4 separate regions of the Mus musculus genome follow, and all the other regions are linked to region 3. A link is a loop called in an ENCODE intact Hi-C map of the cell type or tissue named here. Cell type or tissue: left cerebral cortex. All regions are shown on one strand.

Region 1 (2,500 bases), 360 kb after region 3:
AAGGCCCTACCCCTAAATGAAAAGCTACAAGGAATCAATGGCTGCTGAAAGAGGGGGATCAGTTCCCCCCTCTCCAGAAATGAGCCCCCTTGATAGGTTATCTAACACAAGATAGATCAAACCACATGTATATGTGAGCAAAATGAATATATACATACATACATATATATATAATATATATATACATATATATGTGTGTGTGTGTATCTATATACAAACTTACAAATGTAACAATAATTATAGAAGGTAAGCCTTGAAAATGAAGAGAGGCACATGGGATGCATTGAATTGGAAAGAGGAAAGAGTTGGAATCATGTAAATACATTGTTCACAGATGACATTCTCAAAATTGTTTTTAATTATAAACAAGTTCATGTGGCCTCTACAACCAATTTATACCTTAGAGTTAGGATATTTTCTAACTATCATACCCAAACAAAAACTCTCACCACAAATTTAATAGAAATAAAGAATGATTTCTTATAGAAAGCAATATGCCATCCAAGTGCATACATATAGACAGCCACATAGCATCCTCATTAACAAAGATCTGAGAACTGATCAACAATACAATCTACTTCCCATCACATTCCTATATGGTCATGATCAGGCAAAAGATACTGGCTTCCTAAAGCCAGTGGATACATGGAGTGCTGCTCCTGGTCTTACCCTCATCTCCTCGGGTCCCATTACAATCCTTCCTGCCATCTCATTTTCTGACTCTCAAACACAGACAGCCTGCGTGCTTAGGAGTGGGATTCCAATCATCCCACTTCGCAGGCACTCGGCTACATTTGTAACACACCAGCTGTTTCTGAGAACACATTCTTAATATAGGAACAGCAAGACATTCTGCTGTCACTGTCCTAGGCCATGCCAGAGCTCTGTCGCAGTGGTGCATCATATTGAAGAACAAAATCAAAGCTGGGTCTTCAGAACACTTGCTCGGGAGCCAGCCCATCTTGGCTCATTCTGGTCATGAGATATAGGTCTGGAGGTGCTTTGGAGGACAAGATGAGGTAAGATGGGCTCCAGACACAATTCCCCAGAAGTCCACAGGGGTGGAAAATAATGAGCGCAGAGTCATAGCTGACTAGACACTGTTTTCAGACAGTCTCTATACAGTGGCTACCATACACTGCCATTTCAAAGACCTCTGCTAAGAAAAGCAAATTAAAGTAGATTCTTTGGCCTAGAAAGAGAGTGTACCCTCTCTACTTAGTCAGGATGCACTGTTCATCACAAGGGTCACTTGACATTTGTTGACTTTGTATTTGAGGAAATGTGCTATTTAATAGTCTGGACTTGGAGCCAGGCAGTCTTAGATGACTGGATTCCTGGATCTGCCTCTTCCTAGCTATGGAAACTTAAATAAGTTCCATGCCCTCTCAGTCCCAAATGTTCTCTGTCAAAAAAAAAAAAAAATCAGGCAAAGTGCTGAGCACAATGTTTGGGCCATAATAATCCTACTGTAAATGTAAGCCCTTATTATTCACTACTGCAATTTTGCCTTAAGAATTTGCAATGCTTTAGATCATTTTAAGTATTTATTTATGGTGTATGTGAAAAGAGATGCTTTTCTCCTCAATGTTAGTAAGGTTCTACACTGAACTGAATGAGGAAAAAGGCACATATAATCATACATTGAGGGGACTTTACATTGCAGGTTAAATCATATTTGCTTTTACGGAGTGCATACTTTGTGTTAGTGTTTGCCAACTGGCATGTCCTTTGGGGGGGTCTTTCTCCAAATGGGTGATCCCATCTGCCTTCTTTGGCAAGGTGACTCTCTTCAACAAAATAAAGCTTTGCTGACGTGGAAGAAAAGGTGACTAGCAATAAAATAAGGGAATGATATCTGAGGAGGGAAAGTGTGTGCCAGTGTTTATTAAAACACGGAGCTCTTGCTTGACCTGTCCTAAGCCCAAGTAAACCTGCGTATTTCCCTTTGTTTTTAATGACCTCCATCTCCGCACCCTTATGAGATACTTGCTAGAACAAATATTGTGTTAGGGTTCTTTTCCTAATTTGGTTAAAATATTAAGTAGATGTTGCTGGTAATGTTAGGCTGAACTAAAATTGAAATTTTTCTTTTGGCCAAACATACATTAATGTTGTGAATGAAGTTCAGCTCTGGTCATTTTGCTCCATTCTGCTAAAACTTAAAAAATGAAGAAAGTAGACACTGTATATCACAGAGGCCACATCCCTAAATAATATTACACACACACACACACTATATACTCATATGCACACACTTGCACAAACATTCACGAACATGCACACACTCACAAACATACATGTACACATACATGTATACACACCACATTCTCATACACATACACACATGCATACATACATCACACAGTCATATGCATACATTGATACACACATGTACACACATTCACACATGCATACACACCTGCAGATATATGTGCACACACATGCATATACACATACATCTCACATACACACTCACAGACAAACTCACATATACACA
Region 2 (2,500 bases), 350 kb after region 3:
GTAGGGTTGTTATATTGTCAGGGGGAACTGGCCATCCTTCAACGGTTGCATTTATACAACAGGGAAGGATAAGACTATATTTAACTACCATGAGATCTATCTGGGTGCCTTTTGGTACTCCACTGCCTTGTGCTGAAAGAAAATGCATAATCAAGTGTCATGGGATAAAGTTTCACAATAAACGATGCCTGAGGATCTGGGTCAGCCACCCATGCGAGCAGAGGTGCTGCTATAGGAGGCTGCAGGCTCTGACATGCATAATGGTTCTGAGACCAGTTCCAGCAGCGTGGGCTATCATGTTTTCTCATTTTTCTTCACCCTGTAAGTTTCCTTCACGAAAAAGAAATGTGACATCAAGGAATCCTGAAGGTTTTTCTCCTTGAGTGTACAGTAAGGAAGAATAAGGGCATGCTGTTTTAGACCCTGTAATTTATCATTTATATGTATGTAACTTTATAATTAAAGTTTTCTCTCTGGGAAAGACATTTTACCCAAGATGCTGTGAATGCTATCAGATGAAAACCTTCACTGTCTCCTCAGCTGCAGAGGGTCACCTGCCCCAAGCTCAGGCCACTCCTCAGATATCTGATGTCCAGTGAACATCAGGTGACAATGTTACATAGTTTGCTGTTTCAACAGAAGTTGAGACCATCTTGGCAGACCATGGTAGCGCTGGATTTTCTTGTGACCCTGGCTGAAGTTTTCAGTGGGTTGTATAACTACTGAATTTCTCCTGACATTATTTTCCTTTCTCGTTTCTTTCAGATGCACATCCCAAAGACACACTACATAGAGCATCCTGCATGCTAAAGTCCACCTAAGATTCTGCCTTCTAGAAAACCAAATTTTCTCTTCAAAATAATTTCATGTGTATTGTCTTATTTTCCCTTTGTATTAATCCTGTGAGCTAGGCAAGGCAGATTTTATTTTGTAGATGCAAAGGGGCCTAGAGAAGTTAAATTCGGTTTCTAGCATTTAACAGTGGAACTCACCATTGACAGGCCCACCTACGACACACCCACCATGTCTGCTTTTCTTATTCTACCATGTGCCTTTTCTGTGCAGAGGGAGCCAAACTAGGCTGTGTTCATCTTTCTGCTGTGAAACATGCCCAGATCTTAAGGCTCAGTCTCTCAAAGGGTTCTGGGAGATGTAGTTACATCACCAACAAGGCAATTCATAACCAGTAAGAGAGGGATGTTTTAATGATGCTTTTATGATATATTGATCCTATATCACAAAAAGTATTGAAAAGTTTTAATCAAGAGCAGATCATGCTAATAAAATACAAAGGTGTGTCACTTACAATGAAAAAAATCAAAACTAGCAAGAGATTTGGTGTTAGGAATTGCACAGGTAACTTACTGATCTCAGGGCTGTGTGTACCCTGTTGTTGAGGGTGATAGTCATGTGAATGTCCAAGATGCTTAACTGATGGCTTGCTTTCATGAAAGTATGCTTCCATTGTATTTCATTCATTTTCTATGTAAGCATCCCTCTAAAATGACTGTATCCATCCTGCATCCTTAAAGAGAGATGGGAGACTGTAGATCTGTGTGGGGTAAGAAACACTGGACATATCCAGAGATGTACTCTATAGTAGTAGATCTGAAGTTTAAATAAGCTTAGCTTCACTGTGCGTGTCACTGTCTCTGTGGTCTTTCTTGTCTGAAAGTGAAAAGAGACCAGGATGCTCACTGGTCAGTGCTCAGCCATGGACCACTTACCCCTGGCTTTCTCAGTTTTCCTTGCCTGGGCTGCTTTGGATCTCTGACTTTACACAGACCAGAAAGAAAGTCCAGGACTTAGATTGTAAGTATCAGAAGTGATGGAAGAAGAGGTAACATGGTAGAGTGACTGCAATGTATAGTGGATAACTTGTAAGACTTAGTTCCACAGACAGGACTAAAGCCCATGGTACCATGACAATAATGAAACCACATCAGGCTCTTTTAATGAGGGGGGTTAATGAAGTCATTCATACAAAGAGCTTTGAGTTTATAATTAATGCTCTGGGACTACAACCTCAGTCCTCTATATCTAGCACATTTAAAACTTTCAAGAGAATGAAATTAAATGAACATTTCTATATCCCAGCTTCCAAAAGGAGAATATAACGTGCAGTACCCTAATGGCAAGCATGTATTATCTCTGTAGGGGTTAAGTAAATCAGCAGCAATGATATCCAGTGGTTACAGAATAAATTATTATTTAAATTCAATCAAGAATAGCTTCAATTAAGTGTAGTAGTTGACTGGTGATGTATTTGAAAATATGGAGAGCTTTGCGCAGTGGCAGTATCGTAGTCAATGAGGTTTATCCGAGGCACGGTTATTGCTAATTGAAAATATGGAGATATTCCATTGGCATTTGCTTTGTCCCTACTTTAGCAGTTACCAAAGCTCCAACATGTCTCTTCTGTATTTCTCTTATTTTTCTGAAAGTCGAGGTGTCCAATATTCTGATGAAGAGCAGTTATATTACTTTTACTTTAACACCT
Region 3 (2,500 bases):
CTCCTACACCATCCTCCTTCGCTTTAAACACCCCCAAGGGCCCCCGCGAGAGAGTGGACCGCTTGGGGTGTTTATTTTCTTCGTGGAGTAAATCCTGCGAGAGTTGGAAGCACATTTAGGCCCGAAGTTTGAACGTGCAACAGCCGCAGGGCACAGCGACTCACTCTCTCCGGACCTGGAGCAGAAAGAACTGACCACGCCAGCCACCCGCGAGGCCTCCATCTCCCCCGCGCAGTGCCTCCCGCTGGAAAGTTTTCCCTGCAATCGATTGCCTGCCTGACTTTGCACGGAAGGCGAGCCAAAGATGGGAGGGGGGTCGGCAGAGAAAGACCTAGAAAGCTCAGCGGGCGGCGGCGGCGACAGCGGGAGGAGCCGGCTCCTTACCTGGGCGACGCTGAACGGCCAGGGCTCTCGAGCTGGCGCCGCCCGGGGCTGCGAGGGAGCGGTGTGCACAGCGCGGCTTAGGCCGGCGCCCGCGGCCCGGCCCCCGCCACCTCCTCTTCCTCCCTCGCGCGCGTCATGTCACGGCGATCAAACACGTCTGTGCGCTTCGCCGCGGTGACTTCCTGATTCTCCGCCGCTCGCGCGCGCCACGCACTCGCCCTCGCCGCCGCACGCACCGCCACCGCCTCCCGCCGCCAGACCCAGCCGGCTCTGCGTCCGGCTCCCGGGAGTGCTCCGGCTAGAGACGCAGCCCGCGCAGCTCGCCACTCACTGGTCCCTAGCGCACTGCACACTCACGCCAGCCCGCCGCCCCCTCCAGCCCCTCCATCCGACTTGCAGCACTGCCAAACTTTTTTTTTCCGGGTTGATTGGTGTCCAACTTCCCTCCGCCCCCATCCCCCAGGCAGCCCTACCAGCCCGGCGCTCACCACTATCCGCAGCGAATAGCAACCGGTATAAAAAAATAATAATGTAATCCAGGCCGCAGGGGTGAATGCAGACACCCGCACCCGGCGATCTCCTGCAGGTACCGGAAACCAGCGTGAGCGCCCGGGCCGGAGCGCGGGTGTCCCCTAGAGTCCTCAGCGCTGCGCCCCGCCCGGAGCGGTGTCACTGCGTCCAGGCTGCGCGGCCTGGTGCGGGGCACCGGGGGGCACTGTGCTGGTGTGCGCTTGGTGGCTGGAGGGCGCCCAGGGGCTGGCGCGCTGGACCGGTGATTTGGGGAAGTACATCGCGACACCTATGCAGATGGCGTGGCCCTGTTTTGCAACGCCAATGGGAGGGGAGGCAGCCCAGCGATGGGGGAGGAGGAGGAGGCAAGGGAAGGGGTGAACTATGTTGGGATGGGAATAAAGCAAACTCGAAAGCAGGGAGCAAGAAGGAAGGGGTGAGTGTCATCGCTAGGAGGAGGCTCCCACCGGCTCTCCCCGCCTCCCTCCTTCGCCACCCCCTGTTTCCTCCCCACTGCAGCCCTTCCCCTTCCCGGGCGAACGCCGCGGCCGCTGCCCGGGTGCGTGCGGGTCCTGTTGTGACAGTCAGGCAGAGAGGATTATCCGGATCATGGCCTCCCCAGCCCTCAGCCGCCGTGGCTCTCCCGGGTCCCTGTGCGCCCCTGACACTCAGACCATCCCAGGCGCCCCGCGTCTGCAGCTTCCTCGGCGCTTGCCAAGGAAAGACACCAAGCAAAAGAAAACAAACCCAGAGAGGGGAGGGGAGGCTAACAGAGCCTAGTGGACACCTCGGACCTCTTTCCTTGGGGCTTCCTTCCACCCTCTGTAATGAGACCCGGGCTGGACACCCCGAACTTCAACATCCTAGCCCGCGCTGCCTCTAGGTACCAGACAAGAGGGTCCGCGGCGCCACGGCCATAGCCCCCGGGGCCAACCCTTTCACCTAAAGGCCTGTCACCAATCAACATTCCCTTCCCTGCCCTAGGGAACCCCGGGAGTGGAGGTGACACCTCGGAGCCCCAAGGCACCAACCCTGTGGTAGTGGCCGCCGCCCGCTCAGTGCGCCATCCCAGACTACTACCGCCAAGATCTGCTCTCGTCCCCGCAGCCGGAGCCCTTTAAACAAGTCCCCGGGAGGCGAATAGCAGCCGTGTTGGTTGGCGCCCTGCCGCCAGCCCGGGCTCCTCACCCTCCTTCCCTCCTTTCCTGTTCCCTTCCAACTCTAACGGGGAGGATGGCTCGGGGTGAACTGTCGCGTTTCCAGTCCCCCGCCTCCCAACCCCTCCGCCCCCCGGCCCGGAGTTCCCAAATCCCCCTCTCCTCTTGCCACTAGCCCTCCCCACCTCTGCTTTTTAGGGGATAGGAGGGGGGGGGGGATGCAACCTGGCGGAGAGTGTGTTGCAACCCTGAGTTGGCAGCGCATCACTGTCAACCTGCCCAGGGTCAAGGCTGTGACATGTTGGGATTTCTTCTCCTTGCCCCCTCGAAGTAGTAATTATTACTGTTATTATTAGAACGGCGAGGTTCGGTTGAAACTTTGTTTCTTTTATCGCCACCCGGGAGCTGTGGTTAGAGCATTCCACCTGAGGCCCGCGGGGAAGAGGCGG
Region 4 (2,500 bases), 76 kb after region 3:
TGTCTCCTGTCTTTCAGGCTCACAAGGCTCTGCCTGACACCAGAGCCCTCTTCTCTACAGCTCCCTTATACAACTCAAGAGAATTAATTCATCATCAATATGCCTCTAAGGTAGGACTCCGTGCTCAGGACTCAGTCACTAAACTTCCCATGGGACAAGCCTGCGTAACCTCTATTAAAACGGAAACCACTCTTCTTATGTCACGGTAAGTCTTGGTACCTTTGGTTCTCCATTACGAGACTACAGTAAGCTAAGCCGCCCTCAGCTGTGGATTGGGATGCTGATGAAAACGACTCATCACACTTTCATGTACCCCAGCATTTATGATATACACTTATTACTTGGGTCCTAAGAAGACAGTTATAACTAAACTTTTCAAATGACTAAATTGTCATTCCCACAGAGAAGCAGGAGTAGCGTTGGTGACAGAGAATATGCATAAGCAATAGATTGACCATCAGTCCTGGGGTGTTAAGTTTTTACTTTTTTTTTTTTTTTTGGAATGCTCTTTTATTGGGGGAGGGTTCATCAATCCTTGTTGACAGCCGCCTTCCTCATGCCAGCAGCACATTGCTAGCTCCTCCCGTTTTCTCTAGGCCTTCTCTTCTTCTTTCTCTTGGACACTTTGAGCAACTCCGTGGCTCGCCACTCGTAGGACGCGAAGCCGCACATCTCCCGGTTCACGCCCCACATGAACTTGGTGTGCTTGGTGAGGCTCCCGTGGCACTGGCTGTGTCTCACCTTGTGGCCCTTGTTGAGTCCCACAGCCATGGGGTAGTGCAGGGCCCTGGCTGCTGCTCTCCGATGGCAGCTGGGACAGGAAGTAAGTTTTTACTTTTTGGTAAGTCTCCATTTTCATTGTTCAAAATGTGGAGAGATGAGCACATGGTAAAAACAGGTTCTGAGAGAGTGATAAAGAAATGACTAGATGAATGAACGCATGGCTTTGGTAAACTGTTCTTGCCCTGGCACACTACAGGGGGTTGGTCATCACATTGTTTACTGAGCAATTAATTCAAGAGAGGATGTGTTACTGTCTAGGGTGACCTAGTTGTAACAGTGAACTTAGTTAAACACTGCATGGTGTTGGCTTTTCTGGCAGTATGTTTTCTTCCAGAACCTTCTTGCTTTTCCACATTCTTCTGCCTTCTAAGTGCTGGTAGATCTTAGACTTGAAATCTTCAAACATTCTTTTCATAATCTACCATGGAGCATCGCTTGCTCAAGTCCACTTAAGTTTTTCTACCTGTATGTGTATAAATATACCATACAAGCATATGTGTGTGCACATACTTGTACATGTTCATGTATGTTGAGTGTATGTGCATACTTGTATATGTTCATATATGTTGGGTATGTATGCAAACTTGTACATGTTGATATATGTTAAGTGTGGACCCACATATAGCGTACCCCATGTGCACATGTGTGAAGATTAGAGACACTTTAGGCATTGGTCTCTGTGTTCCACTTTTTTCCAGACAGGGCGTCTTGTAAACTGTGGTGTAAGGTAGGCTAGCTGCCTGGATTTCCAGGGATCCTCTGGTCTCTGCCTCCCACCTCTGCATAAGAACACTGGGGGTGGTTTATAGAAATGAACTATCACATCCAGTTTTACACAAGTCCTGGGGATCCAAACATGCATTCTCAGGCTTGCATAGCAAACCTTTTCTCACTGAGCCACTTTATCCAGACCCCACCCCATATATTTTAATCTTGTACACACACACACACACACACACACACACACACACACACACACACACACTATGTAGCACAAAGTGTAACCAGGTTAATAAACTAATGTCCTACAAATTTATTGCCTGCTTCAAAAGAGCCCTAAAAGAACAAAATCTTAGTGTATTTTGGTCCAAATGAAACAGTGTGTGTATGTATAGTTTATATTTTTATATATGTTTTATAGTACACATTTCTTATTATACATTATATCATATATGTATCTTATATAATTTATATTAATATATCTGTATGTGTGTATGTGTATGTTTGAGTGTTTTGTTACATGATGCCTGGTGCCCACAGAGGTCAGAAGGGGCCATTGGGTCCCCTGGAACTAGAGTTATGAATGGTTGTGAACTACTGTATAGATGCTTGGAACCAAGCCCAAGTCCTCATCAAGAACAAGTGCTCTTTCCTTACCTGCACACACACACACACACACACACACACACACACACACACACACACACGCACACACACCAGATATTAACAATTTTGAAGGCAGCTAACTCCCTGAAATTAATGAAAGAAACACTGTCTACCTTGTCTACCTTGGGGAATCAATGCCATGTGCAATCTTGTTTTTTATGCAAAGTGACTCGTTATCAATCACAAGTCTCCATCTGGGCTACAAACTTGGTTCTGAAGCCATAAAGTTTGATGGACTCTCTCAGACTGGCAATCCTGCAAATCTGTTGTTTTGTTTTTTATTTCCCAGAGCCTTTGGAATCCCTATCCGGCCTCCCTAAAACAGTCTTCA

The links. A loop is a pair of places that touch in the nucleus more often than their neighbours do. Peaks named below come from ENCODE experiments on the same cell type or tissue, not always from the same donor. Only the 100,000 strongest peaks of a DNase experiment are listed, where the experiment ranks them.
Region 1: it touches region 3 in a loop (4-fold over the local background); 3 of 42 quality-filtered maps call a loop at or near these places.
Region 2: it touches region 3 in a loop (2.1-fold over the local background); 3 of 42 quality-filtered maps call a loop at or near these places.
Region 4: it touches region 3 in a loop (5-fold over the local background); 2 of 42 quality-filtered maps call a loop at or near these places.

What each region holds. Positions count from the first base shown.
Region 1 is chr19:26,248,268-26,250,767 of GRCm38, reverse strand. No RefSeq gene overlaps it. Among named protein-coding and RNA genes, the nearest start is that of 1700048O14Rik, 200 kb to the right of the region's middle. In left cerebral cortex, no CTCF peak of the experiment used is centred here; DNase peaks (open chromatin) are centred at 804 and 1,352; H3K27ac peaks cover 370 bases.
Region 2 is chr19:26,260,274-26,262,773 of GRCm38, reverse strand. It overlaps the pseudogene Gm25176. Among named protein-coding and RNA genes, the nearest start is that of 1700048O14Rik, 220 kb to the right of the region's middle. In left cerebral cortex, no CTCF peak of the experiment used is centred here; DNase peaks (open chromatin) are centred at 203 and 1,043; H3K27ac peaks cover 1,350 bases.
Region 3 is chr19:26,605,428-26,607,927 of GRCm38, reverse strand. The region is part of intron 1 of Smarca2 (SWI/SNF related, matrix associated, actin dependent regulator of chromatin, subfamily a, member 2); the gene reads right to left. Gm52395 (a long non-coding RNA gene) reads left to right here and starts at 1,418. Exons shown (of 7, transcript XR_003952911.1): 1 at 1,418-1,777; 2 at 1,879-2,500. In left cerebral cortex, a CTCF peak has its summit at 1,087 (motif pointing right); DNase peaks (open chromatin) are centred at 717, 1,257 and 1,960; H3K4me3 peaks cover 2,500 bases; H3K27ac peaks cover 2,500 bases.
Region 4 is chr19:26,529,036-26,531,535 of GRCm38, reverse strand. It overlaps Gm52395 (a long non-coding RNA gene), which reads left to right. Exons shown (of 7, transcript XR_003952911.1): 5 at 18-205. Among named protein-coding and RNA genes, the nearest start is that of Gm34808, 22 kb to the right of the region's middle. In left cerebral cortex, no CTCF peak of the experiment used is centred here; a DNase peak (open chromatin) is centred at 1,524.